3 separate regions of the Homo sapiens genome follow, and all the other regions are linked to region 2. Evidence: chromatin loops called from intact Hi-C (ENCODE). Cell type or tissue: heart right ventricle. All regions are shown on one strand. Each heading gives the region's core, and the rest is flanking DNA. Links, peaks and the distances in the headings are about the cores only. Region 1 has its middle 110 kb from the start of LINC03083. Region 2 holds the start of LINC01727 (long intergenic non-protein coding RNA 1727). Region 3 has its middle 120 kb from the start of RALGAPA2.

Evidence for each region. Hi-C counts contacts between places; a loop is a spot of excess contacts. Peaks named below come from ENCODE experiments on the same cell type or tissue, not always from the same donor. Only the 100,000 strongest peaks of a DNase experiment are listed, where the experiment ranks them.
Region 1: a loop joins it to region 2, with 5 times the contacts of the local background. A loop is called at or near these places in 35 of 110 quality-filtered maps.
Region 3: a loop joins it to region 2, with 16 times the contacts of the local background. A loop is called at or near these places in 23 of 110 quality-filtered maps.

What each region holds. Positions count from the first base shown.
Region 1 is chr20:20,856,130-20,864,322 of GRCh38, forward strand. No RefSeq gene overlaps it. Among named protein-coding and RNA genes, the nearest start is that of LINC03083, 110 kb to the right of the region's middle. In heart right ventricle, for the core only: CTCF peaks have their summits at 4,252 (motif pointing right) and 4,454; a DNase peak (open chromatin) is centred at 4,252; H3K27me3 peaks cover 2,377 bases.
Region 2 is chr20:21,568,452-21,576,644 of GRCh38, forward strand. LINC01727 (long intergenic non-protein coding RNA 1727) reads left to right here and starts at 1,573. Exons shown (of 4, transcript NR_109880.1): 1 at 1,573-1,797. RefSeq lists an enhancer at 5,801-6,301. In heart right ventricle, for the core only: a CTCF peak has its summit at 3,835 (motif pointing left); no DNase peak of the experiment used is centred there; H3K27me3 peaks cover 3,432 bases.
Region 3 is chr20:20,833,504-20,841,696 of GRCh38, forward strand. No RefSeq gene overlaps it. Among named protein-coding and RNA genes, the nearest start is that of RALGAPA2, 120 kb to the left of the region's middle. In heart right ventricle, for the core only: CTCF peaks have their summits at 4,158 (motif pointing right) and 4,366; a DNase peak (open chromatin) is centred at 4,178; H3K4me3 peaks cover 410 bases; H3K27me3 peaks cover 2,412 bases.

The DNA of each region.
Region 1 (8,193 bases), core at 1,693-6,692, 710 kb before region 2:
CATCACAGGGCAATTGAGGAGTCCAGGAGAAGTCAAGGAAAGCATTCTGCGCTGGACATCAGGAAGTTGCATGGAGCAATGGGCACTTTGGCCAGAACTTAAAGAACCTTCTGGCCATGAGGCATCTAGAAATGTTCAACCATAAGTGCTTGCAGTGACAGCATGGCATTGACCCTCTTGGAGGAGGGACGACTGGCAGAGGGAAGGGCTTGGCAATGGGAAGTAATGGGATTAGTGTGGAGTACAGGGATAAGAAAGATAGGTGTGGCCGGAATGCTGTGGGTCTTGAGTGACTGTGAAGAGATTGAGTCGACAATGAGGAGCTGTTGAAAGTTTTGACTGGGGGCCTGACTGAATCATAGAGGAATTGTGCTAAGTTAATCTGGTGGTTTTGTGCAGATAGGTTGCGAGGAGGAAGGACTGAATTTAGAAAGAGGAAGTGGATGTGAGTGAGATCTGGAGGAATTTTCCACAGGACCGACGAATGAAGGAGGCAAGAGACAAGTCAAATGTAATTTCCAGCCTTCTTACCGGGAGATGGTCATGTCACTTACTGAAATCAGACAGTTAGGGTGGCACGTGTGTTTGGAAGGTGAAGGTAGTGAGAGTGTTTTGACATGTTGAGCTTGATGTTCTAAAAGAATATTTTCAACGTTATAAACCATTTAATGTATGTATAAATATAAATATTTATATGAAAATGTATACATACATATATTTACACATATAAAACAGTTATGTTTAGAAATTATTGCTGTTATTTTACAGGAGTACTTAGTAGAAAGAATAGCAATATGCCACTTAAGAGTATGAAAACTCTCCTTCAAATTGTTCATTTTTTGTCTCTCTTTCTGTTTTTCTCGTAATTAATGTGGTTAAATTGATGCAAGAGATTAGAGCCTCGTGGTCATCTGAAGTTTTCTCTTGGTGCAGTTAGAGCTTTCTTTGGTGCCCAACCACACTCAATGATTCATGTTTGTTTGGAATATTATTGAAGTTGGAAGCAAGGGGTGGTGCCTCTGGGCCATGCAGGAGGTGCCACTGAGGCTGTCATTTTTGCCAAAGAAAAGAAGGCAAAGCTCCAGCAGGCCCTAGTCCCAGTGATTCACTTAGAGAAGCTCTAGGAGGAGCAAGATGGTATTTTCTAGTCTCTGCACTGGTGACATTTGGAGCAAGTCAGTTGGAGAAAACCAGGTACCCTTCTTTCTACTGTCTCTGATTATGTCACAGGGAAATCTTGTAGGGATCCATTTGAATGTGCTTTTAATGGATTGGGTTTGAAACCCATTCCTCCTTTTGCACTCCTTCGCACATGCGGTGAGAATGGAAAACTCTCTTGGGAATCGGAACACGTTTAAGGTGAAGTAATGACGTACACTTGACTCTTGCAAAGTGACTAATGCCTTAAATGACTTACTGCTGCCATAATATATATGACATGAACCCAAAGGTCCCATCAAAGTTGATGTGACCTTTAAATAACAAAGGATCTCTTAGAAAATACATTTAAGAGGCCCTGTCATCTCTCAAAAACATAGGATCTATAAAGAGGGTCAGATACATTTAAACCATGTTTTGAAGTTGTAAGCATTTTTTATGTTCTTAGCATTGGATTAAAGAATACAATCAGGCTGGGCGCGGTGGCTCATGCCTGTAATCCCAGCACTTTGGGAGGCCGAGACGGGCGGATCATGAGGTCAAGAGATCGAGACCATCCTGGGTAACACGGTGAAACCCTGTCTCTACTAAAAATACAAAAAATTAGCCGGGCGTGTTGGCGGGCACCTGTAGTCCCTGCTACTTGGGAGGCTGAGGCAGGAGAATGGTGTGAACCTGGGAGGCGGAGCTTGCAGTGAGCCGAGATCTCACCACTGCACTCCAGCCTGGGGGACAGAGAGAGACTCCGTCTCAAAAAAAAAAAAAAAATACAATCAGATGAGACAGTATCTCAATGACTCAAAGTAGGCCTTCGTGGTAAGAGCCTATGGTTCTTGGTTAAAACCCTTAAAACTTGGTTAAAACCCTTAAAACTCATTGAATCTTTTTTGTTCATTCTTTGAACTTCCCTTCTATGTTCTTCTATTCTCTCCTATGTTCTACTTCTCTTTCTGTGTTCTATTACCAGAAATATACCTGTTGCTTGCTAATTTTATATGCCTACTCCTAAAACCTTAACAAGTGATAATGAGAAAAGAAAACATATTTCTTTGAGCTCTATCCCTGGGCAGGGAACTTTCTGGAACTCTGGTCCTCCCAACATTTCTCAGCACCTGAGCGGGAGGCATCTCAGCTCTGCTCACCAACGAGATCTCCCAGTTAAAGCATGGTGCCTGTCATCTTCTGGCTCCACTTGGAGATGTCTGTGGTTGATTATTTTGCTGCTGATGCAGCAGTGTGAGTAGGGAGGCAAGCTACTGTCACCAAGGAGCTCTTTCCTGTTAGCCCTAAAGGGACTAGTATTCCTCTTTATTGGCACTGCCTCTCACTGCTGCTGAAACTCTCCATGCTGCCACCCAAGTTATTCACATATTGATTCAGCAAATAGTCAGAACCATGGATAACCCACTGTATACCAGGCTCTGCACTAGGCACCATGGATACAATGACTGGCTCCTGCTCTGTCCTTATAGAGCTTAAAGTTCAATGTTGGATGCACACACAAAATTCACAATGCAAACAGAGGAGGCTCTTCAGACCTAAGGTTGATTGGAAGGATAGATGAGAGGTCCCACTGGCCTGGTAAGCTAAGCTGAGGATTTTAGTTGTTTTTCAACAAGCAACAGAAAATCTTTGAAAAGTTTTGTTGTTGTTGTTTGTTTTTTTTTGAGATGAAGTCTTGCTCTGTTGCCCAGGCTGGAGTGCAGTGGCACAATCTCAGCTCACTGCAACCTCCACCTCCCAGATTCAAGCAATTCTCCTGCCTCAGCCTCCTGAGTAGCTGGGATTATAGGCACACGCCACCATGCCCAGCTAATTTTTGTATTTTTAGTAGAGATTGGGTTTCACCATGTTGGCCAGGCTAGTCTCAAACTCCTGACCTCAAGTGATTCTCCCACCTTGGCCTCCCAAAATGCTGGGATTACAGGCGTGAGCCACTGTGTCCATCCCTGAAAAGTTTTAATCCAAAGGGCAAGCTGGATCAGTTTGGGATTTGGGAGAATACTCTGACTCAGGGTGGAAGAGCGGATTGTAAGAAGGACAAATGGAAATGGGAAGAAGTGCTGGGAGGCTGCTGTGAGGGCACAGGAGAGACAGTGTAGCATGGACTGGGTCTGGCTGTGGCAGAGATGGGGAAGAGCACCACATCCCGCCAGTGTACAGGGCACTACTGCTTCAGGGCAGCCTGCGCTGGCCAAGAACCACAGCCATGTTTGCTCTGCACCAATCCAAGGAGATTCTCTCTGTTTTCCTATTGTGACAGTCTGAGATCTTGGTCCCAAAGAAGCGTTGATTTACACTATCCATTCTAACATGTGCCTGGGAGGTCAGCCCCATCACTCGTCAGTCGTGTTCAGGGATGTTGCAATCCAGAGATGAACACAGCTTGGGCTTCAGCTGGCTACCTACAGGGGGATGGTAATGCCTAGGGGATTGGCTGGTTGTCAGAGAATGGAAAATAAGCTATGTTTTGGAGGCACAGGAAAATTTCAGAATCACCATTTGGTAACATTTCCATTATGTAACAGTGGACAGTTAAACAGATACGTTTCAGCACACTGTAAGCCGGGTGGGTGGCCCAGAGTTTCTATGTAGAAACCGTTGTTGGGTTGGAAGCGGCTGGTAGTGAGGTGGGGACCTTGAAGCCACATGTCTATTTCACCTCTTAGAAGGCTGAGAAAATGTCAGTTGCTTATATTTTTAAAAATGGAGGACTTGATGGAAATGGGACAACGGGACAAAATCGCACACACACACACACACACACAAACACACACACACACACCCCTTCCTCATGCCCAAGGGTCCTGCCTGGAGCATCCGTTTTCTACGATAAAGGTTAAGACAGTGCTGTTGACAGGTGCTTTAAAAGCATAAGGAACTAACTTCCTGGGACAGTCATGAGAAAAGCAAGACATTGCTAAAAATATGCACTCTTGCCCATTTGGGCGACGGTCTAAGCTCCTGAAAGCTTAGACAGTAGAAGACAAGTTAGTCATCGTCATTCTTTTCTGCTGATTTCAACCAAAGTAAGTACCCGTTTCCTCTGGGATCTAGCCCCTCAACAGCTGTTAGCAAAAACTAAGCCAGCAGGGGGCGCACAAGCACAGCAATGCTTGCAATACTGCCATTGGCCATGATTCTCTCCTGCCTCTGCAAGATAGAAATTAGGAAGGGAATGACTGTGGCGTTAGGCTGTACATGGACTTAAAGAGGCATGTAGAATCCTAAAAAGCAACATGAATTCTTTTCACTGTTGGAATGGAAGGCAATTTATACAGCATTTCTTAATTGCATTACATAGCATCTCTTAATTGAAATCAACTAAAGCTTCCTTAACTATTATTTTTAAAATTTAGTAGGGCAATTAAAAAAAAGAAAGTTATTATAGCTCTCAGCCATAACAACTCAAATAGCACATATTTGGGAGAAATGATAAAGAAAAAACTGGAAATACTGGATTCCTTTCTCAAAGCTCAAAAAGACAATGAAAGGGATGAAGGCAGAAATGACACTTAAGCAATAAACACATTCAAGTAAACATCAGTTTCTGAACACACTCCATTTCCATTGGCATCTGAGCATAGATCTTAATTCAAGAGGTTTAACCTGCTTCAGAGAAAATGAATAAAAGAGAATGTAGCACAATGCTTGAAGATCTTCACATTTATAGACTGGTGAACTCTCTCACCCACACACTGTAATTTGGGTGGCGTTCCTTCAAAACTATTAAGGCATCTTCATTGGAGCTGGGGTAATTCTAAGCAACACTAATGGTGTGCTCGATGTTACTGTAAGTGAGATAAATGATAGCAAACTTGTATGAGCAGGTGCATCTAATAACAGAGGCGTAGAAGCATAATACAGCAAGAAAGAAATGTTCAAATGCAGAAAATAAGAGCTCACGGAATCACTATGAGTGTGTTAGTGTGCATTACGGAGTGAACGATGTGTGTGTCTGACCACTTTGTCCACATCTCTATCTCTGGTGCACCCAACTTCTTTGAAAAATCAGAGTCAAAACCAGTGAGAGGAAGCCCTCATGTGTTTTCGGTCTCCACTTCCAGAAAACCTCAAGACATTTTTATTGGAGGAATAAAGAAAAAGCCCTTGAATTACAGAGTACTCAATGGGTCTAGGAGAATGAGTCTCTAATACTCACTCACATTCAAGGGAAATGACACATTTATCCATTTCAGGCTCAACTCTTTTAGACTGAAGAAAATCTAAAACAAATAGATATGGCTTACAGCATTGCCCATCTAATTAGTTTTCTTCCTGCACCAAAGGTGGTTGATGTTATGTGTTTTCTCCATATCCCGTGAAAGAAAGCTCTGGAGAACTTAGCTCACTTCCTCTAGAGAGAGTTCTTGAAGAGGAGGGAAGAGATGGAGCTGGCAAAATTTGGGCAAATATTCTTAGTCTTTGGCATAGAAATATATTGAGGAGTGAAAAGAAGCACTAAAAAAAAAAGACACCATCTTTTGGCCTCTAGTCCTAAGAATTTTAAGATTGTACTTTTTTTTTTTTTTAGATGAAGTCTCTCTCTATAGCCCAGGCTGGAGTACAGTGGTGCGATCTCCACTCACTGCAAACTCTGCCTCCCAGATTGAAGTGATTCTCCTGCCTCAGCCTCCTGAGCAGCTGGGATTACAGGTGTGCACCACCACGCCAGGCTAATTTTTGCATTTTTAGTAGAGAGAGGGTTTTGCCATGTTGGCCAGACTGGTCTCAAACTCCTGGCTTGAAGTGGTCCATCCGCCTTGTCCTCCTGAAGTGCTGGGATTACAGGTGTGAGCCACCATGCCTGGCCAGATTGTACCTTTAAATGACTCAATAGAAATGAGTTTCAGTAAGACATCATTCTGTGTGGGAAGCCACTTGCCTAGTTCTCTCAGAACTCCAGAACCCTGGCTGTAATAACTGGGCAAGTTTCATTCAACCGTGGTGGCCACACACAGTCCCTTTGTGTAAGGTTTGTGAATTTGAAATCTTTAGAAGATAACAAAAGAACTTGTAAATGATTGGACCCACACCCAGAGAGAGAGAGACCTGTATACATTCTTCCATGCAGAAAATAAACTGGAAATCTAACGCACAAAAATATTTTTGAAACCACATTATCGAGGTATGATTGACTTGTATAAAGCTGTGTGTAATTAATGTGTACAACTTGATGAGTTTGGGGAGAAGCAGACACCAGTGAAATCATCACTACCATCAAGGCCATAGACATCCATCCCTTCCCAAAGTTTCTTCCCATCTCCTCTATTATAATAATTATTAGTGTGTGTGGTAAGAACACTTTAAAAGATTTGACATAGACTATTAGTTCCTCCTCAGAAAGGAGTTGATGGGATTTCAGAGGTGGCGTGGCTTGGAGTTGCTCTTCTCTTGATGTCCCCTGAGGGCCTGCACTGATCTTGGTCCTCCTGCCAGTGCTCCCAGCCCCTTATGGACAACTGGCTTTCTGCACCGTTTGAAATGCTAGGCATGGCTGTCCCACACGGTGCTTGCTTTCTCGTGCCTTCTAACCTGGGCACTGAGCTTTCATCTGTGTTCACTGGCTGGCTCCGTAGCATTTCCTGCCACACCTCCATGGAGGTATGGGCATTTTGCATTCCATAAAGGGGAAAAGAGCTTCTTCCTGATCAGAGTTTAAGCTTAAAATGGTTTTCTTCCTCCTGAAACCACAACGTTTCCTAACAACATTAAAATTCCCCTCTGCTCAGCCCCCTACTGGACCAGCTCTGGGCTGGAGTGAGGAAGGCATCCCTGTTGGTGATTTCATGCCCACTGTTGTATAGGCCAGCACTTCCCCAAAGCTGGCCTAAGTACTAGCGTCCGGTTACCCTAGCACTGGAGAGCTTTGGGGGATCTGCCTCTGCCCATTCTGACCTATCCCGTCTAGGAGGAGCCTGACATTTTCATGTAAGGAGCTCCCAGGGCATCCCACACACCAGGAGGCTCAGGAAGCCACAGGTGAATGCTATGCCTGTGTCCCCTAGGGAGGTAAGTCAGTGGCCTGCAGAGCTCTGGGAAATCTTTCTGCCTGGAGAGTAGACAGGCCCACCAGTGAGGATTCCCGTGGAGTATTTAGCCAGCTTGGTTCTAGTTAGATGTAGAAGACATGGAAACAAAATGTGGTGTTGGAACAAAGCCTTTAACTGTGGGCCCCAGGAGTCCCTCTGAGATGTTTGGCCACTTTTCTGCTGAAATTGTGTTTTTATTGGTGGAGGATGCATTTTTAAAGTATAGAGGCGTAGCAAGATAAAGAATAGAAATGCCCCCGTCTGTGGAAGCAGAGAGAGGGCGGGAAGAAGCCATTTTGTCACTCACACAGCAGGTAAATGCCACCCCAAGCCTTACCCTGGCAAACTCCTGACTCCACCTGTGACTTTATTGTCTGAGACACGAGCCTCTACTCTGCTGTGGCTATTGAAAGTTAATTAAACTTAAAGAAAATGACAAATTCCATTTCTCAGTCCCACTAGCCACATTTAAGGGCTCAGAGCCACATGTTACTAGTGGCTACCGCATTGGACAGCACAGATAAAGGCCATCTCCATCCGTGTAGGAAGTGCTCCTGCAGGGCGCTGGCCTAGAGTTACCCCTGGTGGGAGATATGGGGCCCATCAAGCCAGGTAACCATCACTGGGGTGAATTTTTTCTCTGGTGTTGCTGGAGCTTATTGAATAGAGTGTCAGGATAGAATCGCTCGCTGGCTTAAGCTGAATTCCATAGACCTCCATAAAGAAACAGAAAACCTCTTCAGAGGAGAAAGCATAGTTGGAATAGCTCAGTGCTGGCTTAAGCTGTTCTGAGATTTTTCAGTTGTTCACTTCATAACTCTCTGAAACTCCAGCCAATACTTATTATATGGTCAGAGAAATGTGCAGACTCTTCGAATCTTTATTTTGTCCTTTTTCCTCTGGAACAGTGGTTGGAGGTCTCAGGTATTGGTATCTGCTTCAATGTCTGGAAAGCTTCTTGAAAGATGCCTGCTCTTCAACAGAGGAAGACGCAATGTTTACC
Region 2 (8,193 bases), core at 1,638-6,637:
TGGAAACTGACTCGTAGCAGTCATAGGCAAGGGCCACTTCCTTGAGGAAATGAATGAAGACGTCTTGCTTTTCCTAAGCTAGGTTCCCCGTTTGTATTTCTTGACAAGGGCCAAATGTGTCATACAAAGGACTGTTTTCATTGTCCCTGTTTTTCAGTTTCCTCCAAGCCCTACCAGCTTCTCTGCTTCTGCAGGAAGTTTACCAGGAAACAGGTGCACAAAAGGAAGAATTTGCTGAGGCCCTGGCAAACTGGAAACTGAATCCAGGTGGCCAAGGTCTAATCCTCCCCTACACCAGGTAATTTCTCTCCCTTGCATCTGATCTTGTGAAGTCCATAGTTCTCAGGTGGCCCATGGCTCCTCCAGTACTTCTGGAAATCTTTGCACCAGTGCCTTTTTTTTTTAATTTTTTATTTTTTGCCATACATGGCTTTGATTCTCTGCTACACATTTCTCAGATGGTTTTATGAGACCTCAGGAATAATACCTATTTCTTGGCTTTGTGTGAGGACTCAGTGAAACATGTTAGGAATGCTGTGAAGTCTGGTTGGCAGTGCAGAATAAGGGCTCATTTATTGGACTGGTTGTTGGGTCAGGTGGGGCAGTCTATCTGTAGATATACAGACACATAGATCAATGAACATACAGATGGAGATACAGCTATATAGATAGATGCACATGTACACATACATATAGTGTATTCACATACATGTATTAATTCAACATTTTTTCTTTTTTGAGATAGAGTCTGAGTCTGTCACCCAGGCTGGAGTGCAGTGGTGCGATCTCGGCTCACTGCAACCTCTGCCTCCTGGGTTCAAGAGATTCTCATGCCTCAGTCTCCCTAGTAGCTGGAATTACAGATGTGTGCCACCACCACGCCTAGCGATTTTTTTTTTTTCTATTTTTAGTAGAGACAGTGTTTCGCCATGTTGGCCAAGCTGGTTTTGAATTCCTGACCTCAAGTGATCTGCCCTCCTTGGCCTCCCAAAGTGCTGGGATTACAGGTGCGAGCCACTGTGTCTGGCCTAATTCAACACTTTAACAAATAATCCAGTGCCTACTATATGCAATTCACTGTATTCATATTTACATGAGTGGATCAATTATTAGTCCTATTTGTGAAATCCAAAAAAAGAATCTAACATTTGAATTTACGTAAGAAGTGTTGGAAAAACTGTTTTCCCAAATGAGCTAAGATGGAGGAATGGGACTTTTAGGAGTCGGCTTCACAAGTTACCTGCTAATCATTGATCTCAATGTAGGCTAATCCCAGGCAGTGAGAGATGGCCATTCGAGGGCATCACTGCAGAAGACCTGGCATTCTGCCTCCTTTTGGAGTCAGACTTTGGTCCCCTGCAGTGTTTGCCATTGTGGGGGCATCAGATGCTGATGGGCAGAATGAATGTGGAGGAAGTTGGCTTCACTAGGGCAAGGAATGAATGGCCACCACTGCTTTTGTGCCAAAGGACTAAGCCTCCCTGGGAGAGAGGACAAGAACAGGCTGGAGGAGGGGTGCCCTTCATCATCTTGTGAGCATCTGGGCCAAGTTCAGGGCTGGTGCTCTCGTTCAGATAGATTTAGCTGGTGGTGCAGAGATCCGTGAGCTTGCTTTTACAGGACTTTAATGATATATAAAAGCAGCACGAGGTGCTCCTGACTGTGGATTAATTTGGAGATGACTTTCTCTGTTGAAGAGTAGCAAGACTCTCGCGAGTTCTTAAAAATGCACTTGTTTGGTATGAGAATGAAAAGCAGTGGCTGAAGAACCAATCTTCAATGGGCAAGCCTTCTCTGGTAAGTTAAACAAATTCAGGCTGGGATTTAGAGGAATTCGTGCTTGTGTAAGGATTAGGGCATGCCAAAGTGAAAACTCCAGTATGCAAAAGTATTACTGAGAGGTGATTTAGAAATACAGATACTTGCGTTTATTTGACAGATCTGGAGCAGTTACTGTCTGCTGCAAAGGTTGCCACTACGGATGCAAGAGGAAAGGGCCCTCATGATTTCTGTTTGATTGTGGCCACCAAGACTAAATGGCGGAATGTAGGAATTACAAAAGCATGGAGGAAGGGAGGGAATTTTTGCAACTCATGAATAACCTTGTAAATGGAAAAGCCTGCTTTACCCCTGAAAAAGGAATAAAAGACTTGAGTTTACATGAGAAGTGTTAAAAAAAATTTCCCGTATACCCTTGCCTTCTGGTTAATTCCATTTTAAAATTGTAATTTAAAGCTAAATTAAAAGTAAGCCAATGTTGTGGAGGCGTGGAGTGGAATACAAGTACCTGGGCCCCACTTCCCAAGATCTGGATTTAGCTGGTCTGAGATAGATCCTAAACTCTGAATTTCTAACAAGCTCCCAGGTATGCTGATGCTGCTGTTCTGCACGTCATACCTGGGGTGGCACTGAGTGAGAGGTTGTTAGTTTTCCATTTTTGAAGGTATTGAGCAGAGAATGGTTCTCAAATTTGGCTGCATTAGAGTCAACTGGGGAGCTTTAAAAAAGCCCTAGTATCCTGACTGCATCCCAGATCAACAACAGCAGAAAGTCCCATAAAAGCAAGCTCATGGATCTCTGCACCACCAGCTACATCCATCTGAACAAGAGCACCAGCACTGAACTTGGCCCAGATGCTCACAAGATAATGAAGGCTGTGGGGTTCAGGCATCTGTATTTTTAATAGCTTCCCACATAGTTCAATGTGTAGCCGAGGTGAAGAACTGCTGCTCTAGGAGGAAATTATTTGAGGCAACGGCAACCAAAGGTCTTAGTCATCATGAGGTGTCAGAATCACTTTGGAGACCACGAATATTTTGTAACGCTTCCTGTCCTATCTTGAAATGAAATTCACAGATTGTATAATCTACTTACATGCATCATTACAAAAAGTTCTTTCTGTAATATAAAGGAGAAACAAAAGAGAAGTTGAAAAAGGTAACTTTTGGTAAACACACACACACACACACACACACACACACACACACATATTCGATAGGTAAATGCTTGGGCACAAGCTCTCTAGAAGACGTAATAAAGTATCCAGGTGTTTGTCTTGTAAGAATGTGATCCCGACAACCCCAGAGCCAGGCCAAGCCTGGAGCACAGGACCAGTGACTCAGACACTACCGGCTTGGCGTCATGGTGCCGTGGTTTTCCATACTGGTGAAAAACGCTCAGTAAATTTCTAGGCACAACAACACACGTTGACTGACTCTGGGTTCCTGCATATTCCGCTCATACTAAACCAGGCGATAATGCTCTATGATTACGTGTCAGAGAGTTAGGGCCTAGGGTAGGTAATTAGCAACTGGTTGTTCACCGACATGCATTTCAGGCTGAATTTTGAGCATTTCAGAAATTCTAGCTTCCCTCTTCCTCCCCCAAATGCGAAGATGTCTCCACTATAATTGAGCAATCACAAACGGCCCCTTCCAATGTCTCAGGGCTCCCCGTTGAACACCCATGTGGAATAAGGAGTGAAGGTGAGCTCACTGAAATGCACTCGATGCCAGTTCCACCTTCCACACCGGAGCAGCGTCCCGCAGACCAGGGCTGGTGGGCGAAACTGGTGGGCAAAATGGGGTGGGCTGGATAAAGGACTCCCACCCCAAATGGCTGCAGGGGCCTATTTGAGGGAGTGGAGAGAGAAGGGTTGCGGGCTTCCAGCCAAGCTTTACCCTCACTGAAAGTTCAGGTTCAGGGCCCAGTCCCCCAGCGTGAAAAAGGGACCCTTATAAAGAGGTAAAGGGGCTTCCTTCAAATCCCCTGCACCCGCGCCCCCTCCCTCAAAGATAATCCTGGGAAATATTTAGCGATCTCCAGTGCCCTCTAGTGGCAGATACTTGTCATGCCAGGCACCAAAAGATGGTTAATAATTTTTATTGTTTAAAAACATCACACAAGCCCATGCAGGTTCATACAGTAACAATCTCAAGCTTTCCTGCATTTCCTTTTATCATCCCGATCTTACTACACCCCTAGAGAACATTTACATTCCTTTCCTATGCATTTACAAATGATATATATGTATATTATATATTCGTTTCTATATGTTACACAGAGATGTAGACATGTAGAAATATACATTACATGTGCACATATGAAGTGTATGACTTATAAATAAGCATAAAATATATTTTGTATGGCATATATGTGTATATATTTTATATTTACAAATGTAAAAATATTTTAAAACTTTATATAAATATATAAAAATATAATACATTTAATTCTATGCTTTATACAATATGTTTATATAAAGTTTATGCTTATATTGATAATATATTTTTATGTACTATATAAAGTCTGAAAATATATTGTATAAGGTTTATTTTTATTTTTATTTATTTATTTTTGAGACAGGGTCTTGCTCTGTTGCCCAGGCTGGAGTGCAATGGCACAGTTCACTGCAGCCCCGAACTCCTGGGCTCAAGGGATCCCCCCACCTGAGCCTCCGAAGTAGCTAGGACTACAGGTGCAAGTTGCCATGCCTGGCTAATTTTTTGTAGAGACAGGATCTCCCTGCGATGCTCAGGCTAGTCTTGAACTACTGGGTTCAAGCAATCCTCCTGTCTTGGCCTCCCAAAGTGCTTGAATTACAGGTGTGAGCCACACACCCGGCCTGAGGTTTTTAAACACAAAGTGATCTGACTGTTTTACCGCTGCATGCTGTTGTGCAGTGTGGAAATAATCTGATTTGTTTGATTTTTCTCCCCTACAGATGGACATTTAGATGCCTTTCATTTTTCTTCCATTGCAAGAATACTTTGTACATATATGTGAGTTTTTCTATAAGAAACACTTCCAGCTTTTCATTTAAGTCAGAGACTCAAATCTGAAATGCAAAAGCTTGTAAAACTGTGAAGTGTTAAAAATCATCCCGCCAAAGGAGTGAGGTGAAGGGAAGTTTTATAAAATTGGAATGGAAGGAAAAGGCTGGACAGGAGTGGGATGGCGTGGCTGAGAGGGAGATAGGAGGCTGGGTATGGATGAGGAGTGGGAAGTGTGGGATGGCGTGGCTGAGAGGGAGATAGGAGGCTGGATATGGATGAGGAGTGGGAAGTGTGGGATGGCGTGGCTGAGAGGGAGATAGGAGGCTGGGTATGGGTGAGGAGTGGGAATTGGGAACACCGTTTTCACCTAAAGCTGTATTCAGGGCCTGGGGTTTTTGTTTTTGTATTTATTTAGAAAATAGATAAAACTTCTATCTGGTTCAAAATTCGACAACAACAGAAAGGTGTTAGATCTCATCTTCCTTATTCTTCTGTCTTCCAGCCGCTCCGTTCTCCCCAGCAGAGCCAACTAAAGTAATCAGCGTCTTCTGTATCCTTCCACAGATAGTACATGCATAAGCAAAAAGAAAAAAAAAAGTTTCTTTCTCTTTCTCATTTTCCCTTCAAAAACCACCAATAATTGTACCTGACATACATAGCCTGCCCCTTTTCTTCATTAAATAATGGGAGATTATGTCATTAGGAAGAAACAGATTTCTTCATTCTCTCTGCCTGGCATTCCATTATGTGGATGAGGTGTTATTTATTTAAGCAGTCCGCACCTGAAGGACATCTTGGTTGGTTCCAATCTTTGCTATGACAACAGTGCCACAATGAGTAGCCTTGTACAACTGTCATTATGTGCATGTGTGGGGACACATGTAGGATACAGTCCTGGTAGTGGAATTCCTGTCTCAGAGGGTTTTTTAAAAAGAACTGCAAGTTGCCGTCTGTGGAAGCCTTGCCAGTTTGTACCCTTGTGTGTTCTGCTTCACCTCTACCAGCACCGGAGTCACTGAGCGTTATGTTATTTGCCAACTGGATAAGTGAAAAATGGTATCTCAGGGCACGTTATGGGACATGTTAAAGTATAAGTGCAGCCAAATATCTTTTCAAACACTGATGAGGGGCCCTGGAGTTTTAGTGCCTTTCTTTAGAGGAATTTTAGGTGCTGGTCTTACTGACTCGGAGCCTCTTCCTCAATCTGCATCGCCTTAGCTGACCCCAGTGCACTTTAGGGCATTACGTGGATTTGGGGTTTTCTCATCCTGCTCTCCTTCCTTTGGGAGTGGCCTCCAAGGCAGCTGTCTTCCCATTCCCCTTGCTTCCCTCCTATCTCCGTCTCAGCCACGCCATCCCACTCCTGTCCACAAGCCGGGTGCATGAGCCATTCCAGAGGGACTTTACCTTGCTGGAATAAGCGTGGTAAGGGGCCTGGGTGTTGTGGTCCTCCCTCCTTGGGCTCTGGTGCTCTGGTTCCCAGACTGTGACCCACGATCCTCTCGCGTCCAATGTGCGTGACCTCTCCGTCCGATAGCACAAGCAATTCTCAAACAGCCACTTGAGCTGGACGCCCCCGGACATGCCCTGCACTTTTCCAGCTTTACATCCTGGCCTGTGTTGCCCCCTCCATGTGTGATGCCCTCCTTGAGTCCGGCATGGGTGCACGGCTGCCCGCTCCAGCAGGTCAACCCTCGGGCCCATGAACTTCCCCTACACAAGCTCTTGTGGCACCAACTGTCTTCCTAGGTGGTGGCCACACCAGGAAACATTTCCCAGCCTCTCATTGCTCTTGAAAATTGTATCATCAAATAGCAGCACATGTTAAACAGTTAAGAAGAAAATTAACATGCAAAATTAACAGAAGAAGAAAGAGAAAATGCAATCTGCCCAAAGCTGTTCTTGACAATTTTTGGAGTGATTTAATGTTATTTTAAGTTTTATGAAGAAAGTACAATCTTATCAATATTTGTATCTTGCTATTTCATATTCACTGCAATTTAATATGTAAAAGTTACCACAGGGACACTAAGTGGTAAAGAGTTAATGGTCTTCCCTGATTCCCACTGCCTGAGGCCAAATTTCCATCCACGCCAAGCATGCTTTTCAGCATCTCCACCTTCAACTGCTGTTATCTGTCTGCCCTAGCTTCTTCCAGCGCCCCAGGGAAAAAGCTGCATCACATTTTGGAGGGAAATAAAGAAAGAGAACTAAAGACCTATTGGATTTCAGCCTTTGGTTGGTGGTTAATAACCTAGATAGCTCAGGCATTTTCCAGGCTGGAGTGCAGTGGTGCCATCATAGCTTACTGCAGCCTCGAATGCCTGGGCTCAAGCAATCCTCCTGCCTCAGCCTCCTAAGTTGCCTAGTTAATTTAAAAAATATTTTGTAAAGACAGGGGCTTCACTATGTTGCCCAGGCTGGTCCCAAACTCTTAGCCTCAGGAGATCCTCCTGCCTTGGTATCCCAAAGTGTTAGGGTTATAGGCCTGAGCCACTACACTTGGCCCAAGAATTTAATTAAAGAGGTGGGATGAGCAAAGAGTTCCTGGAGGGAAGCTAGCTTTCACCTGCCTTCCTGCTACCTGGAAGGTGCTGTTTATGAATTCAGGATTCATCTGTCCACATTGATGGTTTTCTTAGCTTGTGAGGTTACTGAAACACCATTATTACAGATAGAAAACTTTCCCCAGTGGCCCCTTGAGACAGGTTGAATAATGTCACTTAATCTCTATAACCTTCCTCTTAAATAGGCATGGTCACTCTCTCTTTTAATGATGAGAAAAACGGGAGAAGAGAAGTCCATAGAAGGATGGAAACTTGGCCTCAGGCGGTGGGGCTCAGGCCCCTGCTCTGTTCTGGTTCCATGCACTTAGTGGATGGGAAGACCACTAACTCTTTACCACTTAGTGTCACTGTGGCAGCTTTTACACATTGAATTGCAGTGAATATGAAATAGCAAGATACAAATATTAATACAATTGCACTTTCTGCATAAAGCTTAAAATAAAGTGAAGTCACTCAAAAAAAGGTCAAGAACAGCTTTGGGGCAGATACCTTCCTTCCTTCCTTCCTTCCTTCCTTCCTTCCTTCCTTCCTTCCTTCCTTCCTTCCTTCCTTCCTTCCTTCCTTCCTTCCTATGGAGATATTGTTACAGGGAGGCCTATGGGATCCTGCCTAACTAGTTTTGGAGGCAAATGCTATGTGGGGGCTTGTAGGAGGCAGCGCTGTGCTTGCTGGAGTTAAGCTCTAACCTGAGTTGGGTTTGCATCCAGCTGCTGGTTGGTCCAGGGAGGTCTCCAGCTGCTGCTTGGAAACCAACAAAAACAGTAGTGAGTTCCAGAAACGTTGGAGTAAGGTGGTGACTTGGTGATAAAAAGTATTTCTGGAGGAAAGGGAAAACACTCCCATTTTATTAT
Region 3 (8,193 bases), core at 1,205-6,204, 740 kb before region 2:
TGCAGGAGAGCCATGCCATGATCCCAGCTTTCCTGCTCTTGAGTGGTGTGGCCCCGACTATGTCCTTTACAATCCCCTGCTGGGATCTGAGCTCATTGACCATAGACATATAATGATGACAAAGGCCATGCTGGGGCTGGCTGGACACCTTTGCTGGTGTCCATCGCCATGTCTTACTGAGACAGGAATAGGAGAGGAGGCCTAGGATAGGCAGAGTCTGGGCAGGCATGAAAAACTGCTGAAGAGTTTGAGCAGGGGGAGGGGCGATTGGATCCGAATATTGAAAAAATATCATGGACAATGGAGTAGATGGGTAGACGGGCCAGCAGGAAGAGGGGAGATGCGCTGGGAGACACCACACCGCCCATCAAGGAGGCCTCACGGCGCTTAGACAAGGAAGTCTTGGGTAGTGAGGGAGAACAATGGGTAGGTCCAAGACACCCCGAAGCAGTCAAATCAACGAAAGTTCACGATGACTTGAACCTGGGGGTGGGCAGAGGGAGATTTCTATAAAAGATGACATCAAGTTTCTGTGCTACAACACATAAAGACCATTAGAAGAAATCAGGCTTGGAGAAGATGATCGTGAATTCCATTTTGTCATTTTGAATTTGAGATGCCTTTAAAACATTCCAATGGAGAATCAAATGCACTGCTGGTTCTACAGATGTACAGAGCAAAGGAGGGGCCAGAGTAGACACACATTTTGCATTTGTTACTGTAGGATGGTAACTTGAGCTGAAGATGGGGAGGAGACTCCCCAAGTAGGTCTCTGGACTACCAGCAGCACAGCATTACCTGGAAAGTTGTTTGAGGTGCAGAATCTCTGGCCCCATCCTGTCCAAGACCTACTGAGTCAGAAACTCTGGGGATGAGGCCTGCAGACCCTGTTAACACACCCTTCAGGGCATTTGCATGCACAGGAAAGCTTGAAAATCACTGACTGCAGGCAGCGAGTCTCAAACTTTGCTTCACACTAGAATTACCTGGGGAGCTTCTAAAATCCCAATGACAAAATCAGCTGGGTGTGGTGGCACATGCCTATAGTCCCAGCAACTTGGCAGGCTGAATTGCAGAGGATCTCATGAGCTCGAGGCTGCAGTGAGCCATGATCACACCACTGTACTCCAGCCTGGGTGACAGAGCAAGACTGTGTCTATAAATAAATTAACATAAAAATAAAAATAAAGCCAGGCACGGTGGCTCATGCCTGTAATCTCAGCACTTTGGGAGGCTGAGGCAGGCAGACCACCTGAGGTCAGGAGTTCAAGGCCAGCCTGGCCAACCTGGTGAAACCCCGTCTTTACAAAAATACAAAAATTAGCCGGGCATGATAGCGGGTGCCTGTAATCCCAGCTACTCAGGAGGCTGAGGTGGGGGAATCATTTGAACCCAGGAGGTGGAGGTTGCAGTGAGCCGAGATTGCACCACTGCACTCCAGGCTGGGTGACAGAGCGAGACTCGGTCTCAAAAATAAATGAATAAAACAAACTAAAACAAAATAAAATTAAATTAACAAATTCCCAGTGCCCATCCAGTACCATTACGTCAAAATCTCTGGGGAGGGCAACCAACTCATCCCCATTTGTCCAGGTCTGCCTGGGACTTTCCTAGTTTTAGCACTGAAAGTCCCTCATCTCAGGACACCCCTCAGACCTGGATATTCTGGATCCAGCCATCAGAAGCTTTTAAAACTCCCCAGCGGGTTCCACCTGTGCAGTCCCGTTTGAGAAACTGTTCCTGGAGGGTTAGTTCATGCTGCCTGAATGTAAGAGTTGACTGGGGAGCTTTAAAAAGATATTGAATTTCCCCGGATCCCTTCTTCAGAGATTCTGACTTGCCTGGCCTGGAGCGGGGCCCAAGTATAAGTAGATGATAACAGCCCTCAGGTGATTCTCATTACAGACAGGGTTAGACCCTCGGACATAGGGAAAGAGCATCAAGTGGAAAGAAAAGTACCCACCAGATTATGGCCATGAAGAGAAGGAGGAGACTTCTAAAGGGTGGAGAGGTGGCCGGAGAAGCAAGAGGAAAGCAGGGGCCTTGGCCCTCGGCAGCCGAGGGGAGATACTGCTGGAAAGTCATAATCAAGGCTTGCAAAATGTGCATTGGATTGAGCTGTACCAACATAGGGCGCAGAAGATAGGAGGGCTGCAGTGTGAAGGGAAGGCAAGCAAACCAAGAGCCAGAGGCTGCTCTTTCTGAAAGCCACATGGCGAGGAGGGAAGAGGGATGAGGCTGTCCCTGGAGGAGTCGTCTTATGTCCACTTTTTTTTTTTCCTGCTTCTTTTCCTTTTCTCTTTGCTTGTTTATTTTTCGACGGCCACGCATTTCTTGTATTTTCAGGGGAAGAAAAAGTGTTAAAAATGACTCTCTTGATAAGCTCCAAACATTTAAAAGTTGGTGAATCTACCAAGGCAACTTCATTATTTCTGTTGAAGAGCAGAGAGCAGAGGAATAATTCCAACTGATTGGCACACACGACTGGTCGTAAGTCACATGTTACTCAGAGCCAGAGCCAGGAGTGAAATCTAGCATCCTGGAGCCACACGGCTCTCCTGCACGCCTCGCCTCCTCCCCAAAGGAGCTCTGAGGTTTGGACTGCAGGAGGTGGCCACTGCTGATGTCATGCTTATTTCGGAAACCAACGGTGGCCTATCTTAGTGCCAGAGGGGAAGGCTCTGGGTTCATTTGGCTGGGTTGCATAGGCATTATTCCATTAGCAATCACATCACTGGGGCCCAGAGAGTTAGGTGCAGCTGATGAAGAATGAGTTGTCCTTAAGATCTGATTGCTGATCATTTGACAGTGTGCCGTGCTTACTCCATTAAACCTCTTTTTATCCCCCACATGTTCTTTGTTTGCTAGAGAATATGGGAAGCTATGAGTTCACTGATAATTTCTTTTCTTTTCTCTTCTTTTCTTTTCTTTTTCTTTGAGACGGAGTCTTGCTCTGTCGCCAAGCTGGAGTGCAGTGGTGTGATCTTGGCTCACTGCAACCTCTGCCTCCTGGGTTCAAGTGATTCTCCCGCCTCAGCCTCCTGAGTAGCTGGGACTACAGGTGTGCACCACCATGCCCAGCTAATTTTTGTATTTTTAGTAGAGACAGGGTTTCACCATGTTTGCCAGGATGGTCTTGATCTCTTGACCTCGTGATCCGACCACCTCGGCCTCCCAAAGTGCTGGGATTACAGGCGTGAGCCACCGCGCCCGGCCTCTTTTTCTTAGAAGAGCAAATGCAGGGTTCTCCAAGCTGCCCTGTTTGTCTCAGAATAGATTATTAAGCTGGTTAGGGGTTTTACCTAAATGCATGCAACTGTACAACAGTTACCCACAGGGACTTTAAGTGTGGTTTTCTCGTTTTCCTTTTCTCTCCTCTTCTGTCTCCCCATCTTTCCTTATTTTCCTTTCCTTTATTTATAAAGAGGTCATGACAAAAGAGGACAATTGAGGCTAAAAGGGGAGGATAAGAATGATTAACCTTTGAAGGGCTTTGCAAGCTATGTATATAGCAGCTAAGTGAGCCACCCGGTTCTGCAACCCTCTGGAATGGCTTTTCAAACACACGTTGATAGTTCCCTGACTACCTGTATTCACCAATGTCCCTGAAGCAGTCCATGCTAATGATAAATCGCTGTTTCTCATGAACCTGTTGTCTGTCATCTAGGGACATTTTCGTGTTAAATATTTATTTGCATATTTAAAAAACCGCATAAGAGCCCATTAATTACCATGGCGCTCCTGAAGGATGATGCAGGGATGCTTCATCAACGGGGCTGTTAACCCTGTCCACAAACAAATACGTACCCATCAGATTTACCTGTTTAACTTAAACTATAATTACTGGGCAATCAGACGGCTGACAAGTGTAGGTACTAATTATCCAAATGAGACTCCGGCTGCCCAGAGGTACCTAGTTATGTTTAGCTCCTTAACTGTTACTTCGTTTCATATTCACAATCAACGCAAGTAACTTGTGTCCAATGAACTGGTTTATCAAGTGCTTTTCTTACTCTTATTGTAAATATTGAGAAGTGCTACTTTCACACGTGAAGCAACACTTCAATATACATGGATTTTAGAATGAAGTCTAAACGATCTACTGGATTTCCTGGAAGAAAATACAGCGAGTGCTTCACTTAGAGATGGCGAGGCCAGCAGATGGCGGTGTGGACCAGAAAATAAAAATCTCCCCTTCGCAGCGATCGGGCTTTTGGGGTAAGACAGGCCAGGTTTACTTACTAACCTTGAAGAGCTTTTGAATTTAAAGGCCTTTCAGTTGTCCATGCAGAAGGACTTCTGATAAGGGAATCAAGAGAGCCACGTCGTATGCTGGGTTCTTAGGTTTAGAAAGAGCCGCCCAGCGGAGCAGCGTGGTCGTCCTGCATTGCGCACGGGGTGAGAGACTGCAGTCACCCCGATGGCCTCTGAATTCCTAAACTTTGGACTTCGATGGCTCATGAGGACTCAACCAGCTCATTCTAGTTTCTAGTTCTCCCCCTCGCTGACAACCTCGCTGTTTTTTTGCTATACTCCAGAGACTTATGGGAACTTTATTGTAACCCAGTGGGGGGAAAAATCTTCAATTTAAAGGCAGTTTACATTAATTTTTTTATGTTCATCTTGAAATCTTGGTTTCTAGATGGTTTAAATTAAAATGAGGGTCATATGATTTTTAAAAACACATTCATCTTTGACTCCCTGTCCTTGGCAAAATGGCTACTTAGATGTAAGTAAAAGGCCAGGCTTGGTGGCTCATGCCTGTAATCCCAGCACTTTGGGAGGCTGACACGGGCGGATCACCTGAGGTCAGGAGTTAGAGACCAGCCTGGCCAACATCGCGAGACCACATCTCTACAAAAATACAAAAATTAGCTGGGCGTGGTGGCGCATGCCTGTAATCCCGGGTACTCAGGAGGCTGAGGCAGGAGAATCACTTGAACCCAGGAGGCAGAGGTTGCAGTGAGCTAAGATGGTGCCACTGCACTCCAGACTGCGCGACAGAGCAAGACTCCATCTTAAAAAAAAAAAAAAAAAAAAAAAAGAGAGAGATGTAAGTAAAAGACTATTGAGTCCTTTCAGGAAATGTCATAAGAATCCCATTTTAACAGCCATTCTGGTAGAAAGGCATAAACATATAATGGAAATAAAAGTGAAATGATAAGTTGGACATATCATATCATCCAGACTATCAATGTTAATTATTGTCCCTTAGCTTCAATTCACTTTAACTGGGAATAATATATATGAAAATACAAAGTACAAATTGTCTCCTCTCTTCTTCCTCTCTTAGGTCCATTTTCTGTTTCTTTCTCCCATTAACCCACTGAAAACAAGTAGTATTTAACCCAGGGTACTATAAATGTTACAGTTTTCAGATACTGTTGTTAAACTTGTTTAGCTCATAATCTTGAGTAAATGATAGAGCTTGCTTTTCTACAGACTGTCTCCGCCCCTGGATTAGTCAGATTCTCCAGATTGAAAAAAAAAAAAAAACAAACAGAATAGGATGCATGTATACAGAGAGATTTATTTTAAGGAATTGGCTTAACATCTTCAGGGTAGGTCACCAAGCTGGAGACCCAGGGAAGAGTCAAAGACTGTCTGCTGGCTGAATCCTTCCTGGTTGGAGAACCAGTCTTTTTTTCTTAAGTCCTTTAACTGATTGGATAAAGCCCACCCACATTTTGGAGGGTAATCTTTGTTACTCAAAGGCCACTGATCTAAATGTTAATTGAGTTTAAAAACACTTTCACAGAAATGTCTAGAATAGTGTTTAACCAAATACCTAGGTACCACGGCCCAGCCAAATTGACACATAAAATCAACCATCACAACTCCTAACTTTTCTCTTGAAAACATTTCCTGGATGCACAGATAGAGCTTGGGATGGGCAGACCCTTTCCATATTCTCTCACTTGCAGGCAAGAAATGTTAACAGCACAGGACACTGGGCTGGGAGGTGGGGACCCGAGCATTGGTCCTCTGCTGCTGACACTAGTGTGGCATTGGGGGACAAGGCCTCCAGGCAGTGGTTTCCTCCTGCCTTGGTGTGAGATCTGGAGAGAGCTGGACATTCTCCTACACAGGGCCATGACCCACTGAATGTCATGATGATAGGACAGGGATGACACAGGTTATTAGTTGGTCCAGAAGGTTCCAACTAAGTCAGCTCCAGGAAGACAGGGGGAGATGGGAGTGGGGGCTTTGGGGATTGAGGTAGAACTCCTCATTGTGGGTTGGGAGCTGCTATAGTTTGGATGCTTGTTCCCCCCAAACCTCATGTTGACATTTGATCCAATGTTGGAGGTGGAGCTTAGTGGGAGGCATTTGGGTCATGGCAGCAGATCCCTCATGAATTAATGTCCTATCTGGAACCAAGTGAGTGAGTTCTCACTCTATTAGTTCCCATGAGAGCTGGTTGTTAGAAAGAGCCTGGCACCTCCTCCTCTGTCTATTACTTCCTCTCTGCCTGTGATCTCTGCATACTGACTCCCTTTCACCTTTTAACATGAGTGGAAGCAGCTTGGGGCCCTCACCAGAAGCAGATGTTGGCTCCATGCTTCTTGCACAGCCTGCAGAACCATGTGCCAAATAAATCTCTTTTCTTTATAAATTACTCAGCCTGCCTCAGGTATTCCTTTAAAGCAATACAAATGAACTAAGGAGCAAGGGCCAGAGTCTGAACCAGAATTTGGGTTAGGTTCTGTCCTTTTTTTTTTTTCTTTTTTTTTTTTTAGATAGGGTCTCACTCTATCACCCAGACTGGAGTGCAGTGGCACGATCTCAACTCAGTGCAACACCTTCCCACCAGGTTCAAGCAATTCTCCCACCGCAGCCTTCCAAGTATCTGGGACCACAGGCACCACACCCAGTTAATTTTTTTATTTTTTGGTACAGATAAAGTTTCACCATGTTGTCCAGGCTGGTCTCGAACTCCTGACCTCAAGTGATTCACCTATCTTGGCCTCACAAAGTGCTGGGATTACAGGCGTGAGCCACCACACCTGACCTATCCTATCTTTTAAAGGACAAAGATTGCTATGGGTTGAGGCTCTGGTAAATTGCTTGCAAAAATGGTTGCAATTATTCCTTTCCCTGTATCCCTGCCTGTTTCAATGTAACTTTGCTGCTCCTCCCATTGAAAGGTAGAATCTACTTCCCCACCCTTGAATCTGCCTGATCTTGTGACTTGCTGTGGTCAAGAGAATGTGGAGGAAGCAATGGTATGCTGAGCCTAGGTCTCAAGCGGTCATGCATGCCTCTTCTATCCCTCTTAAAACCCTATACAACCATCATGTGAATAAGCTTGGGGTGGCCTTCTGGAGAACAAGGGACATGTGGCCCAGGTACCCCTGTTGCCCTGGTCACCAGCGCCATCCAGCTGATGGTCAACTGAGTGCAGATGACTGAGCAAGTCTAGCTGAGACCCTGGGAACTACCCAGTTGAGCCAAATTGCCAGTCTGGAGAACAGTAGGTTAAATAAATGGTTATTTTTTTTAAGCCACAAGCTAAGTGTGATTTGTTGAGCAGCAAAACCAGAAAAAGGCTGAACTACAGTTCTAGTGGGAGATTTCTTCATCTACAGCCTTGCTACTGGAAATAGCTCCAGTGAATGGATAGGCAGGCTGCCCCATACCACTAGCTACAGCTGAAATTTAATTGGCACAATTATATTCATATGCAAATGAGATAATGAAAATATTTTTCTTGCCCTTAATAGCATCTTTAATTATCTGGGAGCTCTCAGGATCAAAGAATGTGCAACATAAGGCCACAATTCTGTTTTTGTGGTCTAGTGATCCTTACATCATTGCATCCTCTTGGGAAATGCACTCTTGCTTGGAAATTTCCAGTAGACAACTCCTTGTTAACAACCCTTGTTAGAAGCCCTGTCTTAAGCTTCTTAAATGAATCTAATTCTCAACCCACCCCCAAGCCCAAAACATTCAGTTCTGCTTTAGGTCCCAGACCACACCCTATGGGAGGTGGGTATAATAAACTGTCTTAATAACCTAACTTCTGTCTTAAGTTACCCGTCAGATCTTGGCCCTAACGCCCCTTCAGTACTAGTTAGACTAACAAAAGTCCCTGTGTCAGGGGTCCTCAATCCCTGGTATCAGGGTTACTGGTCAGTGGCCTGTTAGGAACCAGGCTGCATAGCAGGAGGTGAGTGGCAGGAGAGCAAGGTC